Linked DNA regions of Homo sapiens: regions 1, 3 and 4 are each linked to region 2. The links are chromatin loops, found by intact Hi-C in ENCODE. Cell type or tissue: mammary epithelial cell. All regions are shown on one strand. Region 1 overlaps ATG4C (autophagy related 4C cysteine peptidase). Region 2 holds the start of LINC00466 (long intergenic non-protein coding RNA 466). Region 3 overlaps ITGB3BP (integrin subunit beta 3 binding protein). Region 4 overlaps EFCAB7 (EF-hand calcium binding domain 7).

What was found. A loop is a pair of places that touch in the nucleus more often than their neighbours do. Peaks named below come from ENCODE experiments on the same cell type or tissue, not always from the same donor. Only the 100,000 strongest peaks of a DNase experiment are listed, where the experiment ranks them.
Region 1: a loop joins it to region 2, with 7 times the contacts of the local background. A loop is called at or near these places in 4 of 110 quality-filtered maps.
Region 3: a loop joins it to region 2, with 11 times the contacts of the local background. A loop is called at or near these places in 32 of 110 quality-filtered maps.
Region 4: it touches region 2 in a loop (8-fold over the local background); 30 of 110 quality-filtered maps call a loop at or near these places.

Annotation. Positions count from the first base shown.
Region 1 is chr1:62,839,693-62,844,692 of GRCh38, reverse strand. ATG4C (autophagy related 4C cysteine peptidase) reads right to left here. Exons shown (of 11, transcript NM_032852.4): 10 at 3,146-3,265. Among named protein-coding and RNA genes, the nearest start is that of ATG4C, 58 kb to the right of the region's middle. In mammary epithelial cell, a CTCF peak has its summit at 2,924 (motif pointing left); no DNase peak of the experiment used is centred here.
Region 2 is chr1:63,314,079-63,319,078 of GRCh38, reverse strand. LINC00466 (long intergenic non-protein coding RNA 466) reads left to right here and starts at 1,822. Exons shown (of 12, transcript NR_038252.3): 1 at 1,822-2,021; 2 at 2,992-3,130. RefSeq lists a silencer at 1,497-1,676. In mammary epithelial cell, a CTCF peak has its summit at 1,977 (motif pointing left); a DNase peak (open chromatin) is centred at 1,928; H3K4me3 peaks cover 898 bases; H3K27me3 peaks cover 609 bases.
Region 3 is chr1:63,439,668-63,444,667 of GRCh38, reverse strand. It overlaps ITGB3BP (integrin subunit beta 3 binding protein), which reads left to right. Exons shown (of 9, transcript NM_014288.5): 9 at 3,565-3,898. Among named protein-coding and RNA genes, the nearest start is that of ALG6, 75 kb to the right of the region's middle. In mammary epithelial cell, a CTCF peak has its summit at 2,855; no DNase peak of the experiment used is centred here.
Region 4 is chr1:63,535,203-63,540,202 of GRCh38, reverse strand. The region is part of intron 6 of EFCAB7 (EF-hand calcium binding domain 7); the gene reads right to left. It also overlaps the pseudogene RNU7-123P. Among named protein-coding and RNA genes, the nearest start is that of EFCAB7, 14 kb to the right of the region's middle. In mammary epithelial cell, a CTCF peak has its summit at 2,046; no DNase peak of the experiment used is centred here.

The sequences.
Region 1 (5,000 bases), 470 kb after region 2:
GGAAGATAACACACTTATTAATTATATATATAACTTTCTTAAGCTCAGTGGTAACACATGGGTATTTACTATATTATTCTCTATATTTCTGTATGCCTGAAATTTTAAAATTAATTTAACAAAATCAACATATTACTAAAGTACAACTTCTTCAGCTTTAATTCAAGACTCTCCATAGTATTATTCTAATCTACTTTTCTAGACTCTTCCTTCAGTATTTCCTATAACAGTGTTTCCCAAAACTCAGAGACTTATATACCCCTTTCACTATCATGATTAATGAATATTTTTCTTTTCATCATTTTTAACCTAAATAGCCTTGTACAAATCAATAAGTCACACATTTAATATGCCAGTTAATGTTAAGTATTAAAATGTTTGTCCTAGTGCCACCTAAAAACAACATCAAGTGTCACATCTTGGGTTGCCCTGTCTTATGCAAGTGGTTCTCAAATTTGGCACACAAGACTGTGTGGGAGGCTTGCCAGAAATGGAGACTCCCAGGCCACACCTTTAGGGATTTTGATTCAGGCAGTAGAAGCAGAAACCCTGCCTAATATGAAGCCTTGGCACCTACCAAGTTGGACTACTTGCCATTCTCTAGACAAACTCTCCACTTTCCTTCTATACTTTTCCTTTTGGTATTTCCTCAGCTTGAAGTAACCTTCTCTTTCCCTAAGCCAGTAGAAATTAAGCCTATACTTTAAAGCCCTTCTTAAATATGACCATCACAATAAAGTACTTTGACTTAGATGTGACATCTCTCTCATTTCAACCCTCTTCTTTCCTCTATCAATTTATTTCTATTTCCATATGGATGCTTACCATATTCAATGTAATATATGTCTACTTGTCTTATTTCCCCTACTGAAGTATAAACGTTACTTGAGGATGGAAGTTTTACACCTTGTTCAAAAGCAGAGATTGTATCTTGGTCATTTTGTGCTCTGTATATGATAGTTATGCAGATACTTGCTAGACTGAATTCTGCTAAACACTGAATTGGTTTAACAATTTTTATTAATATTTTAAAATCATATAGCATAAGGAGTTATTCGTTCATAGGGTATTACGAATTAAACATGAGACTCTAGACTACCAGCTTCATTTTCAAAATGAGAAAACTGAAAAGATACATCTTATACAGAAACAAATAATTTTAAGTTATTTTAATTTTTAAGGGTTAAAAACAATGATTGAACTAAAACTGCCAAATTCAGTTTTTAAGAAAAAAAGGCAAGTGCTTAACTTATAACCTTCCAGGCAAAAGAAACTGTGTCATTAACTGACATGGTGAGTTTTTGATACTGCTACAAAAAGCTATTGACTTAAGAAGAACACTATTATTAAAGCAAAGTTAATTGATTCTTACAAAATTCTCAGTACTTCCAAAAGACATTTCAACATAATTTCTCTTTGCCTTAATGCATATTATTCTGATGCTCAAGAATAATAATTTCTAAGTATTTTTCCAATGTAAAAGCCATAAGTGTCTTTAATTAGAAAATATCAGCACACATTTTTTAATTTTGCTTTTTTTTTTAATTTGGTAATAATAATCTGGTTTGTTTCTATTCCAGGAGTAAACTGCTTTACTGTTTTAAACATATTTATTTTCATCCAGATAGAAAATACATGAATGGAAACAGGGAAATGGGACTTTTTAATGGAAAATGTTCATCAACATCAATAAATATCACAATATCACCTGTATTTGTATACTTTAGCATATACATGATACTTTGTAGAGACAAAGAACTGTCAAACTAAAATATACAAATGCATATACTAATTTCCAGTAATAGGAGGAAAAATGAAAAATATATATTTTGTTATGTTCACCTGGCCTTCCATGTTGAAAAAGGAGAATGAAAAGAGAACAACTGTGAGAAATGAAGAATATGGAATGGTTCCCACATATCTCATTTGTTCCTTTCCTCATTCATTTTCCTGCCACATTCCTGCTAAATTTCCTCTTTCATATGGCAGGTCAAGTAAACTAAATCTAGCTTATATGAAACGTTTTATTTTTTATCATTCCATTTTTACATTGTAAAAATAAAATTTCAACTTACTATGTCCACTTTCCTGAATAAAATTAACTGGAAATAAAGCAGTAATAAGTTACTATTATATATAAGTTCCAGTGAAGAATTCTGAGGTCAGGAGTTCGAGACCAGCCTGACCAACATGGAGAAACCCCGTCTCTACTAAAATTACAAAATTAGCCAGGCATGGTGGCACATGCTTGTAATCCCAGCTACTCAGGAGGCTGAGGCAAGATAATTGCTTGAATCTGGGAGGCAGGGGTTGCAGTGAGCCGAGATCGCGCCATTGCACTCCAGCCTGGGCAACAAGAGTGAAACCTAGTCTCAAAAAAAAAAAAAAAAATTCCCAAAAATGACGAGTATTGGTCTTACATACCATAAAATGATAGCCTAACTACTGGTACAAATAAAGAGCTATCAAACTATGTGTATTTCTTTAAAAAGCAGTCTTTTTTTATTTTCTAAAATACTACATAGAGACAGATATTAAGGTTCCATAAATGTTTTAGCAGTACTCAAGGACCAAAAAAATGTAGAAGTATAAATGTAATGAGAAGAAGTTAAATAAACCTCTTTCAAGGATCCTATAAGTAGAATAGATCAGATTAGACAAGCTTACTGAAAGGTAAAAACACAGCTCATTTGATAAAGCAGTTCTGAGAAATCCAAAAATACCATTTCTCTTTTTAAAAAAATCAAAGAAGCACTTGGACTAACAAGAAATAATGCACAATTTGGCTTGATCAAATACTTCATTAATTTTTTTCCTACCCCTAAGGGATTGCCCTTTTAAAATCTTCTTCAAATAGAATATAACCTAATTGCTTGGACCGGTCTAGCGTTTGCAACAGGATTTTTATTTCAACAGTGCCACCTAGTGGACCAATCAATACTTTCAACTTGTCACTAGATTTCATTTGCCTCAAACGCTAAGATTCCTCAAATGGCTTTATTTTTCAATTCACAATACTCCTAATAATATTAACATTCAAGAGGAAATTTTATAAAAAATTATAATTTACAGGTTTTTGCTTTCTGACAGTCTGTTTCTAATAAAATTAGGTCATTTACAAATATAATATTTTAAATAAAGATACCTTGGTGATTTCTTCAGAAGCTCGTTTGAAGTCCTGAACATTTCGACAGTAAAATCCTATTGTACAGCTGGGATCCATTTTTCGAAAAGACATCTTTTTGGGAGAAGGGCAGTGGAATGTCTGTAATTTTTAAAGTTCTTTAGGATTAATTTATCTTTGATAGACAAGTATATATAAAACTATTATTTAAAATTTTCTATCTAGCTTTTTCCCATCACTATAAACATGATTTTCAAATGGTGTTTTAGTTCATCCTACGCAGATGGTCCTCTCCACTCTGCAAAACTGTAAAATATAAGAGCCAACATTTTTATATATTTAATTCACCAAATTTCAACCTTTTGTGATATTAGTGCCATTCTGCAAAAGAAAGGAAGTGTGTCAAAAGTGGTATGCATTTCTAACACTTGAAAACATGAAAAAGACATGAAAAAAGTATGAGGCTTAGAATCAAGTTAGCCATTTCTATTAAAATGCAGTTAAGTCTGTTTTGTTGGAGATTTTGGGTTAATGTTTATAAACCTTTTAACAAGGATATCGAGACTTTTTAAACAAATACACAGACTCAGGTAAATGTTCTATATTGACATAAAAAGAGGTCAACTTGAGGGTTTTAGCAATTCACACAATTAGTACATAACTGCGTATTCTTCAACTTTCTCTTTGAGTGTGCTTTAATTCTTGTTTCTTCTCAGGGAACAGGCTGGAACAGGTGAAACCATTCCATTATGGTCCCTGCCCTCTTTCTCATCAGTCCTTTTGTCTCTTTAGTTCACTTTTCTCCAATAGACACAGTGCCACAGATATAAATGGGCTGGGGAGGCTGCCCTAGTTTCTCTACTGTCTTGCTAATGGATTTGGCTGTTAGTAGAGTTTGGCATCTTTAGGGAATACAAAAGTAGAAAAAGGGCAGAATATAAAAGTAATCACTGCAATCTTTTTGTTCCTCACAATCACACCTTAGTACTATGTTTAAAAATTTTTTTAATGCTTAAATGCTTAGCCTGTCCTTAAAAATCACTGAAGTGACCAAGTCTTTTTCTGTATGTAGAAAAAATAAGTTTGTGTTAAAAAGAACATAAGACTGTATATTCATATTTATATAAATAAACTAAGGATATACAAAAATTAACAAGTCTGTGGTAAAGGGAGAGAACTGGGCAGATGGGAGATAAGTGTGGGAAATTTTTGAATTAAAGAACAAGCTCAATTAAGAAATAATCTAGGAGCTGGGTGCTGTGGCTCCCATGTACAATCCCAGCTATTCAGGAGCCTGAGGCAGGAGGACTGCTTGAGCCCAGAAGTTTTGAAGCTGCAGTAAGATATGATCGTGCCACTACACTTCAGCCTGGGCAAGAGGGCAAGACTCCAACTCCATTAATGGGAGGGGAGGGGAGGGGAGCTGGATTTGAGCTCATAAAATTATAGTTTCCCTACATTCAATGCCTAAAACTAAGGGATTTTTAACTTCATGCTATCTATTAAAGTGTGGAAAAAATAAGTTGTCATATTTGTTATGTTCATGGTGAAATCAATTAAAATCACTCTTTCTCTCCCTGTACATCCTAGTGACCCAATTTGTATCCCGTATCATCACCAAAAGATATGCAAAATATATACATTCAAGCTGCTTTTTTTTCCAATGAAAAGTTCAACTGCATATTAGATTCAAATCCAACAATATGTCACTCAATATAGGGCAAAATATGAGTTTTCAAAACTATGACTTCTGCAAAATGCTTAGCTAACTTACTTTATATACTGAGATTCAACCTAGCTAAACTGGAACCTCCATGGCACTAGTCAATACAAGTATAATCTTAGTTGGACTTTTTCTAACATTGATCTACCTGTT
Region 2 (5,000 bases):
CGTCTCCAGGGGAGGGGAGATTTAGTGTGTGCGTCCAGTGGGGGGATGGGGGGGAAGAAATGGATAGAAAAATTTATGATGGAGAAAGGGAAATTAATTACAGCTCATTTTGGGTTCTTAGGTGGTCAACACTGGAGGAGGGGCACGGTTAGAGTGCGGAAGGCGGGAATTGCCCACCTACCCCTCACCAGGCCCAAGTGAACCCATATGCCTCTTTTCTCCTCTTTTAAGTCAGAGACAGTGCCAGTGGCTTGAATAAGTCGTTGGCGCGATGTGAGATAGAATCATCATGCCCGCGCGCGGGTGCACTTTTCTTACAATACGGGGAGTTGGGACCAGGTTCCGCGGAGTGAAGGGCGCGTCCCCCACCAAGAGTAGTTACTCTTTGTCCAAGAGGGAGCAAAACGTGGGTGGGACTATTAGAAAAATTCCCCTCCTTTCTCCCCAACACCCCCGCGCCCGCAACAATCAAAGTCTGCTGCTTCTTGAAAATCTTCATAGATTTGTTAAACTATTACCGGCCTCTTTGTCTGGATGGCCGCCACCAAGGAAGGTGGGAAAGGGCAGAGGTGGTACCCAAGGCCCCAACCCACCCAGATTACTTCCATTTCCCAAAGCGGGGGATTTTCAACTCTCTTACCCACCACTACCCCCTTGTATACCTCTCCGGATCTTTTCGGGGTGGAAAAAAAGAGGCTATTTTAATGTTCTTGTTTGGATTTGCATCTCAAAACTTCATTTATTTTCAAGATGTCTGCCACTCAGGGTCCACGCCAAGGCGTGCCTGTAAATGGCGAGAGACCAAAAGGAAAGGAGGAGAGAAAGAGGAAGAGAGAGAGGATGGTTTCGAATTTATTTATATTGGAAATATATAAACATCCATTCTGTAAAAGGCAACACGTTTAATTAACGATGAGAGAGCAGTTAGGGGCAGAAAGCTAGTAAAATTGTGTGATAAATTTATGGCATTGTTAGCGTGCTTTTAATTATGGCTATTATGTTAATTATTTCACATTAGCATGGAGTTATCAGCAGCATGTCGGATTTAATAAAAACGAGCCTTTCTCTCGAAAATTGTTCTTTTCATCCACGAGGAGAAAGGTCCTGGACAGGATCGGGGCTTAAAAATGACTTGGCATTGAAAGCCGGAGTCTTTCTGACACCGTTTGGAGCGATGCGGCCAGGCCCGGCTGTCCGCTGGGTCCCTCCAGGCTACCGGCAGCTCGAGGAGGAGCCCAGGGCTGGGTTTTTAGGAATTCACCATTTTCACCCCCTTCGGAGCCGACACTTCATCATGCGAGATCATTCTGTCAAACAATATGATGCTGCTCATTTTTATCTGTCCCGCTTTACAAAATCCCCATTCAGCCGGCCGAGGAGCAACAAAAGCCTCTGAGCAGCTCCGCAGCCACTGGCGGCCACAGCCTCCCCGGCGCGCGAGAAAGGCGAGAGGGGCCGAGGAAAGCAGGCGGCGGGCGCGCGCCCCTCTCCGCCGGAGGGAACGCTGCCTGCCGGGGCCTGCCAGCCCAGGTGTCGGGTCCTCGGGTGTGGCCCGGGCGGGACACGCCTCCCTCAGGCCCGCGCCCGCCCTCGGCCTCCCTGCAGGCGCCGGGCGAAAGCCCCCAATCCCTCCCCTCAAGCGACTCGCCCACCCAGGCCACATCGATTCTTTAATCACCGCCGATCGATTTATTGGGAGCAAATAAATAGACCGTTTTGGAAACGTTTCAATTGCTGGCTTGACGGTTGGGGCGCTGACGCGGGAGGGCGGGCAGGGCCGTGGGGCGCGCGCGGGAAGGGACTTGTGGGAAGGAAGGGAGCGGAAAGGCCGAGCGCCACCCGCCCCGGGAGTCTCCAGAGCAGCGCGCGGGGCAGACCTCCTCGGGTCCTCCGGCGCTTCGGTCTCCGGAGACGCCCGGCCTCCTGAAGGGTTCGGCTTGTCCTCCTCTGGCGCTCAGCTCCCTCTGGCGGCCGGGCTGGCAGGACCTCAGCGCCCAGCCCTTCCGTCTTGTTACGTCCAGGCAAGTTGGCCTGGCTTTCGGATGCCTCTGGACAGTCCCCGTCCAGGCCCGCGACCCAGCCCGAATGGAGGCCCCGGGGCCCACAGAGCGCGGCCTCCCAGGCCTTCCAGCCCTGGCTGCGGACGCCGCAGCCTTCTCGCCCCTGGGCCGGACGCGGCCTTCCTGCCCAAGACCACTGGGGCCCCCGCCCCTCCCGGGACAGGGCTGTGGACAGGCCAGCTGCTGCCTTATTTTTAGCGCCATTCCATTCGCGCGGTTATATTTAACTCGACCCACTCCTCCGAGGAGGTCGCTCGGACATCGAATTCTCCACATCGCAGCTTGGGCCTGCCCGCCTTGCCTCAGGGGTAGTTCCTCAAGGGACAGATTGGAAAACCCCTGCTTAAGAATCCTTGACATATCTGGAGCTTGGAGAGGACGGGACTGGGGGAGAGATCTGGTTCTAGGGGCAGTGGCCACCGCGCCTGCAGTGCACTGCGTGGGGATTCCGCCTTGTGTGGGGCGGGGGAGGGGAGGAAGGGACAGGATCAGTCCTGTGGGAAGGATTCTCTGCGGGGAGTATTGTGTCCATTTCCTACTTCTGCATGACTCAGAACACTAGGTGACCTGGAAGACCTCTCACGACCCTGCCCTTGGAAAAGTTTATCATTTAGCGTGAGTGCAGGAATCCCCTCTTCTCTACCCTCCAGTGCACCCAACGGGATATTTGATTTCAATGGTATGTTAGCTCCTTAGTTCCAGCCCAGTCTTCCCTTGGCAAAATCTTAAAAAGACCATGCCAAAGGCTCACTCACATCCTGGGGAAAGGACCCACTTGGATAACATACGGAAACACCATTGTGATACACGCTTTATTCACACAGAATGTCAGTTAGCAAACAATGCAGAAGTCATGTACTAAAGGTACACTAACAGATGTGACATGGATCGCGGATATCGAAACACATTTTTTTGTTTTTCTTTGAGACAGGGTCTCACTCTGTGTCTCAGGCTGGAGTACAGTGGTGCAATTGTAGATGGCTGCAGCCCTCGACCTCCTGGGCTCAAGTGATCCTCCTGCCTTAGCCTCTCGAGTAGCTGGGAGTACAGATGCACACCACCACACCCAGGTAATTTTTTATTTTTATTTTTTGTAGAGATGGGATCTCGCTCTGTTGCCCAGGCTAGTCTCAAGCTCTTGGCCTCAAACGATCCTCCCACCTCAGCCTCTCAAAGTGCTGGGATTAAAGGTGTGAACCATCCTGCCAGGCCAAAACACATTTTAAAAATTTAAATTCTTCTAACATTTTTAAAGAAACAAGTTTTCCTTGGGTCAAAGCTGCCTTTTTTGGTAACTCTCATTTTAATCCAAAATTTCTTGGATTTAAGTCATACCCACAGCTGAATTCAGGGGGAGAGGATATATAAGTATACAATATATATTTATTTACTCATTTATTCCTTATTAGTAATTTATTGAACTGTTGTAGACCTGGAAAGTACCAGGAATGAAAAGAAGAATTAAACCCAAGGTTCCTTAAGGAAGAACCAGGCAAGAGAATCAGTGTTTGTCATGCAGGTTGATAGGTGCCATGGCAAGGGGAAACAGCGCAGAGGAGGGCCTTTCTCACTGGGTAGGGATAGAGAAAGTGTGAAGCCTTCAATACGGAAGATGCTACTGACCAGCTACCTCTGACTTTAGGGGTTTTCAGGGGAGATTGGGGAGAAGTAAGTTAGAACCCGGGATACTTTGGGAAAAGAAAGTGCTAAGTTGGATGCCTAATGGTACTTCTGGACAGCCAGAAAGTACTTGGTCTCAAGGGAAATGGACAATAGATGTATGATAAGGAAACAGAAAGGGATGGAAGAAGAGAGAAGGGAAATGTAAAAATTGAAATTTGCTTAGACATTTTGTCTAGGTATAGTACATTTAGACTACATGGAAGTATTTGACTAACAAACACATGGAAGAAATTTAAAAGGGAACGTAGATAAAGGAAAAGATCCTTTGAAAAGAAAATATTCAAAAGGCTAGTTGTTAGACCCAGCTGTTTTTCTAACCTTATCGTATTCATCAAGGGCCAGACACTGGAACCACAAAGGTGAGTAAGAAGATAGATTCCACCTTTAGAATGTTAATTCCAGAAGGGCAGGAATTTTTATCTGTTCACTGTTGTATCCCTAGCCTCCAGCCAAGTACTAGTGGTGTAGGGGTGGAGGTGTGGCTCAATAAATATTGCTTGAATAACCCGATCAGTAAGACACATTCTCACTCTAATGGGGGACTTATTCAGGGAAGTCCATAGCTAAAATGTAGTGTGATGAGTTATAAATATATGATAGAATGTTACAGGAGCGCAAAAGAAACATAACTAACTCTGCCTGGGAAAGAGAATAGGTGGGTAGGAAGGTTTCCCTAAGAAATAATACTTGAACTGTCCGGCGCGGTGGCTCACGCTTGTAATCCCAGCACTTTAGGAGGCCGAGGCGGGCGGGTCACGAGGTCAGGAGATCGAGACCACAGTGAAACCCCGTCTCTACTGAAAATACAAAAAATTAGCCGGGCGTGGTGGCCGGCGCCTGTAGTCCCAGCTATTCGGGAGGCTGAGGCAGGAGAATGGCGTGAACCCGGGGGGCGGAGCTTGCAGTGAGCAGAGATTGCCCCAATGCACTCCAGCCTGGGCTACAGAGCGAGACTCCGTCTCAAAAAAAAAAAAGGAAATAATATTTGAGCTGTTGTGAATGATAAGCAGCAGTTAGGTAAAGAAAAAGAGGAACAGAGTTCTGGGAAAAGAAAGAGAACACAGCACGAGTAAAGACACAGATTTATGCAAGACACGAGGAGCAGCATATAGTTTGGTTTAACTGAAATGAGATAAGGGAATGGCCAGAGTAAAATAATAAAGACTCTTGAATACTGGGCTGAAGAGCCCAAAGTTATTAAGAAGCCAGTAAAGTCTTTAACTGATTGGCATGATTGAAATAAAATTTTGGAACTAT
Region 3 (5,000 bases), 130 kb before region 2:
ATATATATATATTGTAATAGGAGATATATATATATCTCCTATATGTAATAGGAGATATATATATATTGTAATAGGAGATATATATATATCCTATTATGTAATAGATTATATATGTCCTATATGTAATATCCTACATATATGTACATATATACATATATATCCTATATGTAATATATATATCCTATATGTAATATATATATCCTATATGTAATATATATATAGGATATATATATCTTATATATATCCATCCACATACACTTATATTCATTCATTATAAGGTTACCATTTTACAAAATTTCTGACCCATGAAAATCCAACAGAGAACATATTAGGTGGTGATCATAGATACATCGTCACAGTTACACATTTAGTAAATGAACGTGCAACATTTAGTGTTTGATAATCTCTGTAATAAACTTACAGGGAATTCAGAGTACTGAGAATAGCTTTGTGTTAATGGATTTTAGTAAAGATAACCACATTTTGGGGTGTTCTTTTGAGTCTTTGAGTAATACTTTCAAGAAACTGGAAAGAATTAAGGTTGAGCTACCAGTCAACTTCCCTTTCAGTGAGAAGCAAAAGAGCAATGACAGTGAAATTAAGTGACTTCACCTTTGAGGCATTTCCCTCAGTTCTGCCTTTCACCATGTTTTCATCTCACTTTGAGCATTTCCTTCATTATCTCCTTCGTTCCCTGACTTTTCACTTTAGTGTATATGGTTTCCAAATTATTATAGTCTCCTGGGCTATAAACCCACAATCTCAGCTGCCATACAATGTCCCCCAAGTATACTGATTTCATCATTTCCCCTCCAAAGATGTTTTTCTTCTACCTTTCTAGGGATTATATCATTCCATTGGTCAAATTCTCTCTCTCTTTGTCCCCACATCCAAACGCTGCCAGATTATATTACTTCTGAGAATGCTTAATTCTCCTTTCCACACCCACTGTACCAGTTTATTTCTCCATTACCTCTCTTCCAGATTATCATTGTCCCTATTGTAACCTACCTGTCTGCACTTTGGTCCCTTTCCCCTACAGCCTATCCTGCTACTGGACAAATGTATGCTTTAGAAGGTATCACTCTACCATATGTATGATAAAATCCAAATTTAAACTGACATTCAGGAGTCTCCCTGATCTGCCCACAGCTTACCTTTCCAGTTTCTTCATTGTGCCTTATTCATTCCAGATTACTTGCCATTTCTCAGACACCTTCCCCAGAAAGTGCCTTTCTCATGTCCTTACCTTGGGTCTTGTCTGCTCAACCTAGCATGCCTTTTCCCTCATTATTGTCAAAATTTTACCCGTCTTTCAAAACCTGCTTAGAACTCATCTTCTGCATAAGCTTCCCCAAATCCCTCTCCCCCATATTCTCTCATTGCTCTTTTGTATATTTGTCATAGCTGCCTGACTGGTATGCGTAAGGGAGGATGTGAATGAAACTCCTGATTTTGTCCTTATGCCCTAGAAACCTGACAGTACTCCTGATATCACCGTGGCCAACTTCCCTACCTGCACAACTGCTCCAGCCCTCTGTCACACTTCAGTGATTATTCCTCTTGACCTGTAATTGTTCAGTGGGGAGGACTGTCCCATACAGATTCACTCCCAGAGCCTTTAAAAAGTGAAGCCTTTGTGAAACAATGCTAGAATAAGAGAGAAAGTAAGGGTGACAGCAACCCAGAGGCCACAGCCAGAGTGCTAAGACCATCAAAAGATGGGAAGAGAAAAACATTTTGGCTAATGATAACGGGATATTGGGATACTTTAGTAACAATGTGGATGAATCACTTGGGTAACACAAGGATGAGGCTTAGTATGAACAAAGCGCTGTGTATTATGACAGTTTGAAACCTAATAAGGACACAAAATATAAGGCAAGTTATGATAAATGATACAAGTTCAGACTCTTCTAAGTTCTGGCCAATAACAAGTACAAACAAGGATTGTGCATCCAATGAGGATCAAAGTATCAACTTGATTGGTGGTGGAATTGATAACCCCCAACATGGCAGGCTCTCTAGTAGAAGCTTGGGGTAACTAAGGTAGATTGCCTTAAAGCAGAAATGCAACCTCTTCTTTCTCACACTAAGTTTAAATCTTGAATTCTGTGCACTTTACTGAACCTAAAAGCTGGATCTTTTAAATAGACCCCCAAGTCCGTGTGACTGTTAATGCTGTGAAGACCACAAGCCTGCCTTTTACATGCTTGACTGCAGGTCAGCACAATAGAATGGGTTGGTCTCCCTACTACATGAAATTAGGAAGTATTATAATAAAAAAGGTCCACTGGGATTGAGAGTAGACAGTGATAGGGAAACTACAAGGAGGGAAGAATTTGTGTAATGTTACTAGTAAAATGTAGACCAATGAATGTTCTGGACTTTGGCCAATCAAATTTGTCACACTTCCATGGAGTACAGAGGAAGAGTTGACAGAAGTTTCTTCCCCTTCAGACTGAGAAGTATTATTCTCTACTGTAAGTACCAAATGAAGAATAAGCAGTGTTATGGGAATTCACAGCAGACAGATCACCTCAGGATGGGATTATCTGTTTGTTTGTTTTTGTTTTTTAAAGACAGGGTCTCGTTCTGTCGCCCTGGCTGGACTGCAATGGTGCAATCATAGCTCACTGCATCCTTGACCTCCTGGGCTCAAGCAGTCCCTCTGCCTTGGCCTAGGAGTACAGGCATGAGCCACCACCCCCAGCCTTATTAGGTCATTTTTAAAGATCTCTTCCCACATGCCCTGTGGTAATGTATGCCATTAGTTGCCAAAGGCTGCTTCCTTCAAGGGCTTTCTCTCACAGAAGGATTCTAAGGCTGAAGAGACATGAGCCTCTACCACCACTAGGAGTCCCCAGAGGGACATATTCTGAATAGGAATCTGTCATAGTAAATACTGTCTTTTGGGCGGGGGGCAGCTGTTGGAGGAAACACCTGCTGAAAGGCCCCTAAGGCTTATAGACAAAGGCATGTAAATAAGTTTTCTGTAGGCCCTGTTGGAGTTTTAAAATTCTCTGAGAAGTATCTCATGTAAGTATGGTCACATAAGGTAAAGAATACTGAGTGCTATGTCAGAGTAGTCATATTGACAGTTACTAGTGAAGATAATCAAAAAGCAAATAAGGCCGGGCACAGTGGCTCATGCCTGTAATCGCAGCACTCTGGGAGGCCGAGGTGGGCAGATCACGAGGTCAGGAGTTCAAGACCAGCCTGGCCAACATAGTGAAACCCCGTCTCTACTAAAAATACAAAAATTAGCTGGGTGTGGTGGCACACACCTGTAGTCCCAGCTACTCAGGAGACTGAGGCAGGAGAATCACTTGAACACGGGAGGCAGAGGTTGCAGTCAGCCGAGACCATGCCACTCCACTCCAGCCTGGGGGAGAGTGAGACTCCGTCTCAAAAGAAAAAAGCAAATGAGAGGTTGCCAGCAGCATCTAACTAAACTAGGTACCAAACTAGATTGTTATTAGGTGTTAAAATCACTTCTTAAGTCATGTATGACGTGCATGTTAACTAATTCTTGATAATATAATTATCTTTTATATCTCACAGGCATTAAGAAGAAATGCACTCACCATGAGCACCAACTTCTGCATCTGCCTGATCATATTTAAAGGAACAGAGAAATATTTGTAATTAATCTGCCCAGTAAATACCAGCTCGTAGCAGTTGGCAGGTGCATGTCTAGATAAAATTTCTTGCAGCTAATTTAAACTTTCTACACGCACCAGTAGATAATCTCAATGTAAATAATACATTTCTTCTTGGCTCTTTAATGTAAGCCAACATGGAGAGGAAGATCTTGACTTATATTCTGTACCACATACACTTCTGTGGACTTTTAGCATTTGTGGGTAGACTTAATAAAGCATGTATAAAAGTGGCACCTTTGGTAGAACTCTGTGTTTTTCTGAAATTCAGATTAAATGTAATGATGAGTGGAATTAAGTACCAGTTTTCCCATTTAAAGCCCCAGCTGCTTATTAATTTATAGATTCTGTAGAAATTTTTTTAAAGATTTATCTAGTCTATTGTGTAGCCTCTATCTCAGGAGTGAGTTTTTATTTTCCTATGCTTATAGAGAAAAAAACATTTTCAAGGTTTTAAAATTTTACACCATTTATAAAATATTAGAGTGTATTTTTTCAGTACAAATGTTTAAAATATGAAGTTTTTTTTGAACTAAACTACAAAGAGTACTGAATTTAAAGAAAAGACCTTTATTAAGGGGCAATATGTGATCCATTCCAAATTATTTTGAAATATTAAATTTCAGTTATTCTGTGGTGTTTTCTGTCATCATCATGTTTTTGTTGTCACTCCCAAAATAAAGGGGAGGAGGGAATCACAGAGTATGTTATCTTGATAGTGAAACCTCTGCTTTTCTTGACCATTTCTGTAAGGAAAACTGCTACTCCTTTGGTACTTGCCCTAAGTTTTAACAAAATTAGTAGAAAATATTACCATGTCATTTGAATATATCATGAAAAATGAAAACTACATGAAAATCTGAAACAAAATATAACAAGTTAAGGTTGAAAATTTTCCACTGCGTGCAATGGCACAAGCCTTTAATCCCAGCTACTACTCTGGAGGCTGAAACAGGAGGATTGCTTGAGCCCAGGAGTTTAAGACCAGACTGGGCAACACAGCAAGACACCTATCTCAGAAAAAAAGAAAATAATTCACTTTCCACTTAGAGAAATTTTAGATTCACCTTTTTAAAATGAAAGGTTTTTAAAAACTGTTACTATAAATTATATAAATTACCTTCATTAATTATGTTCTTCATACTGTTTAAGAAATTTATTCTGATACAGTGCTTATAATAGGATGTTACCAAAAATATACTAAAAAAGGATTATTATAGCATTGAAAACTAACCTTAGGTTATAAGCCAAAACATTTTATAAAGTAATCTATGTTAGTCAGGTAATACAGAGTTAAGAAGTAGATTGGTTTCATATATAATTCAAGTTATATAGGTA
Region 4 (5,000 bases), 220 kb before region 2:
TTAGTAGAGATGGGGTTTCACTATGTTGGCCAGGCTGGTCTCAAACTCCTGACCTCAAGTGATCCGCCCACCTCGGCCTCCCAAAGTGCTGGGATTACAGGCGTGAGCCACTGCGCCTGGCCCAAGTTCAACTATTAATGATGAGTAATGATACACAGACTTTCATTTAGCTTCCCTGTAAATCTCTTGGATGGGCATATATATGGACTAACAACAGATGCTGGCATTACCTCAGACCCAATTGCCCTTAACATAATCAACATGACCTTGGATGGTGATGACTGCTAAAGAATAGAAATGAAAGAAATGTTATACAGCATTTAGACAAGTTACACTTTGAGACAGTTTGAATTATGATTCTGACATTAAATGGAAAACATTTAAATGCTTTCAATCAGTTTTGATTATAGCATCAGATGGAATTTCATCCAATATATTTTATATTTTTTATATTTACCTATTTGGAATGGTAAAGGATAATACTTTAGAATTACAGACTTATAAAAGTAGAAGAAATCTAAAAAGCAGTCTAGTCCAGACTTCTCTTTTGATTGACAAAAAAGTCTGAAAAATAAAGTGATATATGTGAACAGCTATAGTTCTCAATTGACTGCAGAACTAGAACCAAAAGCTAGGTCTCCTTACTTTCTCTCCAGTGTGTAAGTTATATTCTAAGTTCTGTTCTATTTCACATTTAAATATCTGCAGTGATTTTTTAAGCCAGTTTTTAAAATAAACTTTATGAATATATTACAATAAAGTATGGTAAGGCATTATCAATCGGGATTCCATACTTTTAAGGGTTAAGATAAACTTAATTATTTGGTTTTCTTACTTTAAAAATGTAGAATTTAGTAGCTGCAAAATTTCTTAAATTTGTACTGTAATCATCAGCACAGCAGCCCTACCCCCAGCTTTAAAAAAATGGTTAAATTAAGCTTTAAAAGATAATGTACTTTGCCTGGTACACTGGTAGTAAACATAATTTGTGCCATTTAGGAAACTCAAAGATTTCGGAAGAATTTTTCAATGTGCTGATGCTACCTCTGGGGCAGTGCCACAGATTAACAGGACATAGCTTTATAAAATTTAACTGGGGAACAAGTTAAACATTTTTATTATAAGTCTTTCCTAAGTACCATGTCTAGAAAATAATGCTATAATAGAAGAGAATTTGTGAGTTTCTTTGGAAAGACAGCCAAACTACATACTATAACATTAAATATGGATTAATATAGCTGGAAAATGGTAGAACAACAGTTATTAAAGTAAGACAAATACCACATTATTTATATCAACCAAACTTCAGTGTAATATACAGATCAATTTGAATTCTAAATAACTTCACTAGGAGAACTTATAGCTCCTACTGTTCAAAAGGAAACATTCAACTTAAGATCTGCCAGAGTTATTAAACATACAATGCTTACTCAACTTAAAATTTCTTTTCAAGGCTGGGTGCGGTGGCTCACGCCTGTAATCCCCAGCACTTTGGGAGGCTGAGGTGGGCAGATCACGAGGTCAGGAGTTCAAGACCACCTGGCCAATGTGGTGAAACCCTGTCTCTACTAAAACTACAAAAATTAGCCAGCGTGGTGGTGCACACCTGTAGCCCCAGCTACTCAGGAGGCTGAGGCAGGAGAATCACTCGAACTCGGGAGGCGGAGGTTGCAGTGAGCCAAGATGGTGCCACTGCACTCCAGCCTGGGCAATAGAGTGAGACTCCATCTCAAAAAAAAAAGAAAAAGAAAAAAAAATACCCTTTCAAACAAATAGACTTTCAATCATACAAAGCTTTTTCTCTAGGACCTAGACTAAAATGTTATGAACTAAAAGAAAAAATTACTGACAAATTGGCTGGCTCATTCAAATAAATCAGTTTGAAAGGATTATAGATTAAGCTGACAGTTTGAGTATTAAGAGAAAAATGAAAGAAGGTTGAGTTTTGAAAATAATTTTAGAATAAGAGTAAGAAATTCCATGTATGATATAATTTTTTGACATTATAAAGCAGAAATAAAATAATAGCTTGTAATTCTTATATAGGGCATGAGGTGGTGCTGTATTCTACCAATTCAGGTAAATTCATATAAGTGCAAACTGAACTGTTATTTCCTTTATTTGTCATATACAAATTTTACTTATTTTCATTCATAATATATAACGAAATGCTGAAAAGTACAAAACCAAATACTAAAGCAAAAAATTCTTGTTATCAAAACAAATACATCAGTATAGTCCCATTTTTCTTGGAACACTGTAGTGAATGAAAATGATTTGTTTTAACATACAAATTCTGTATTATTAAAATTTTCAGTGAGAAAGAATTATTAAGCAGTAGATCTGCCATAGATTTAGTCAGAGGAGGAACTCATCACTATCATTATCATCACTACTGCTTTTTATAAAGATTTCCTATGTCACATACTTATTAGGAAGCTATTTGCTTTGGGGTATGATAAGACAGGTAGGTAACCAGTTGTTGCACTTTTTGTTATTAAAGAATTGTAAACTATACATACTTAAAAAATAAAAGGTTAAATAGATAATTTATGGAGGGTAAAATTGATGTGGCCTGAAATCTAATTGACAGGTTGAACTGATCAACATTTTGAAAATGTGAGAAACTTATAAGAAAATTATTATCTGGAGCTTTCACAAAAAACAGATAATGAACCATTTGGAATTTCAAATGTTTTTATTTGTATTGCCATATATAGACATACACATAACATATAAATGGTATACAATGTAGATGCTATATATGTTTTGACATTTATAATATATAGGTTGTACAACATGTGTGTGATGTGTGTGCATATGTTGTACTATATATGAATAAAACATAAATGTAGGCATACTCTAAGAATCTGAATATAGGAAGTATTGCATCTCTGGAGTTTACAACTGATAGTTTGGGGCTTACTCTAATTCTAGACATGACTGGTCTTAGCAAGGAAGGTGAAGCTATTCCTCTCTGAAAGGAAAATTCCTGACATTCCTTGACCATCACAGAACCTAAGTAAATGGATAGAATTCGGGATTTTAAAAAGAATAATAATGCAGTAACTAAGTATGGCCAATGGAAAGTAATATGCGTATAGTACCTGTAAGGATCTTATTTTCCTTTTGTAATTCAAGTCCTTTACCAATTGTGTGGTTTTGTGGTTTAAAACATGGCTTACCCTTATCTATCACAACAATTTTCTAATTTCTGAAAAGTCCCTCCTTCTCTGTCCCAATTCCATACTTTTCTGTTCCACATGAAGTTGAGATACCCAAACTTGTTTAAAATAAATTTAAAGTATCTGGAAAATTAATTTAACAATCCTTTCAGTAATTTATTCTGTACATTCACAACCAAGTACTTTTCAGAATGGTTATAAAACCTCAGGAATATATGAAATTTATGAAATAAAAAAAGAAAACTTCAAGTATTACAGTTCTTTTAGAATTTGTCTAGCAGGTTCTCTGTTTTTCCAGAAAACCACCCAGGAAGAAACAAGACTTAAAGAAAAATGTGGCCAGGCGTGGTGGCTCACATCTGTAATCCCAGCACTTTGGGGGGCCAAGGCAGACGGATCACTTGAGGTCAGGAGCTCGAGACCAGCCTGGCCAACATGGTGAAACCTCGTCTCCACTAAAAACACAAAAATTATCCAGGCATGGTGGCATGCTCCTGTAATGCCAGCTACTTGGGTAGCTGAGGGAGGAGAATCACTTGAACCTGGAAGGTGGAGGTTGCACTGAGCCAAGATCCCACCTGCATTCCAGCCTGGGTGACAGAGTGAAACTCTTGTCTTAAAAAAAATGCATAAATAAATAAAGAAAAGAAAAATGTAAACAAAGAACTGAATGCTGCTGAATAACAAAAGAGTCACTTACTTAAAAAAATAATAATTTCAGCTCATCTAAGAAATAGATAGCAAGCAACAGTGGGCAATATCAAGATCCGAAACAGGATATTAAAAGGTAAGATATACAGAGCTATCAATTATTTCCAAAAGACATTACATTTTATATGAAACTCACAGTATTAAAAAGTTGACAGTATGCCCTTTTCTTTTAATCATTAAATTATCTTAGTACCTTTTACCTAATTCCCAATTATCATCCACACCATTCCCTGCTCTTGACTTACATACAAAACTTTAGTCTCTTTGTTAAATAATCGTTATGACTTACAGACTAATTTTGGCATTTTTCTATTACACCTGCCCCTATCGTATTACATTAAGTACTATCCTAGGCCAAGTTATCATCACTTTATATTTGGAAAACTCTATCGGCCTCTTAGATGGTGTCTCTGAGGTCTCTATATATAACACAACAGTAGATTAACTTTTCTTAAACTATACTTTCATCATGTCGTTCCCATACAAGCATCCAGTTATTTCTTCGTTCTATAATAATATTAATACTAGTATTTATTAATGTCCTTTGTATATAATAAATAGTATTAACATTATTAACACTATTCTTTATTAATGTCCTTGGCATTGTGCTAAATGCTTTACATATGTTTACATACGATTTAAATCTTTCCAAAGCACACTAAATATAATTACTCCCTATTTATAGGTAAGAAAACTGAAACTCTGAAGGGCTGCTGACAAATTCACCCAAGATCACACAGTTATTAAGTGATAAAGCTAAGATTCAAGCCCAGGTAGATCTCTACCCAAAACTCTAGATCACTAATCTAATCAACATCTAGAACACTGGCACACAGTAGTCATTCAATAAATATTTGTTGAATAAATGAATGAATAAATACTATGCTATAGTGTAGCATATACCAAGGTAGTCCTTGGTATACTGTTAATAGTCAAATGAAAATTTATATTTTTAAATTCAAGCTCATATTTTACACTAAGCAAAATAACTGGCACACATTACATGCTTAGTGAATATTTGTTGAATTGAACTAAATTTTAAAAATTATATTGGTATGAGCCCAACTAATGACACAGAGACAAAGTCTTACTATAACTTAACAT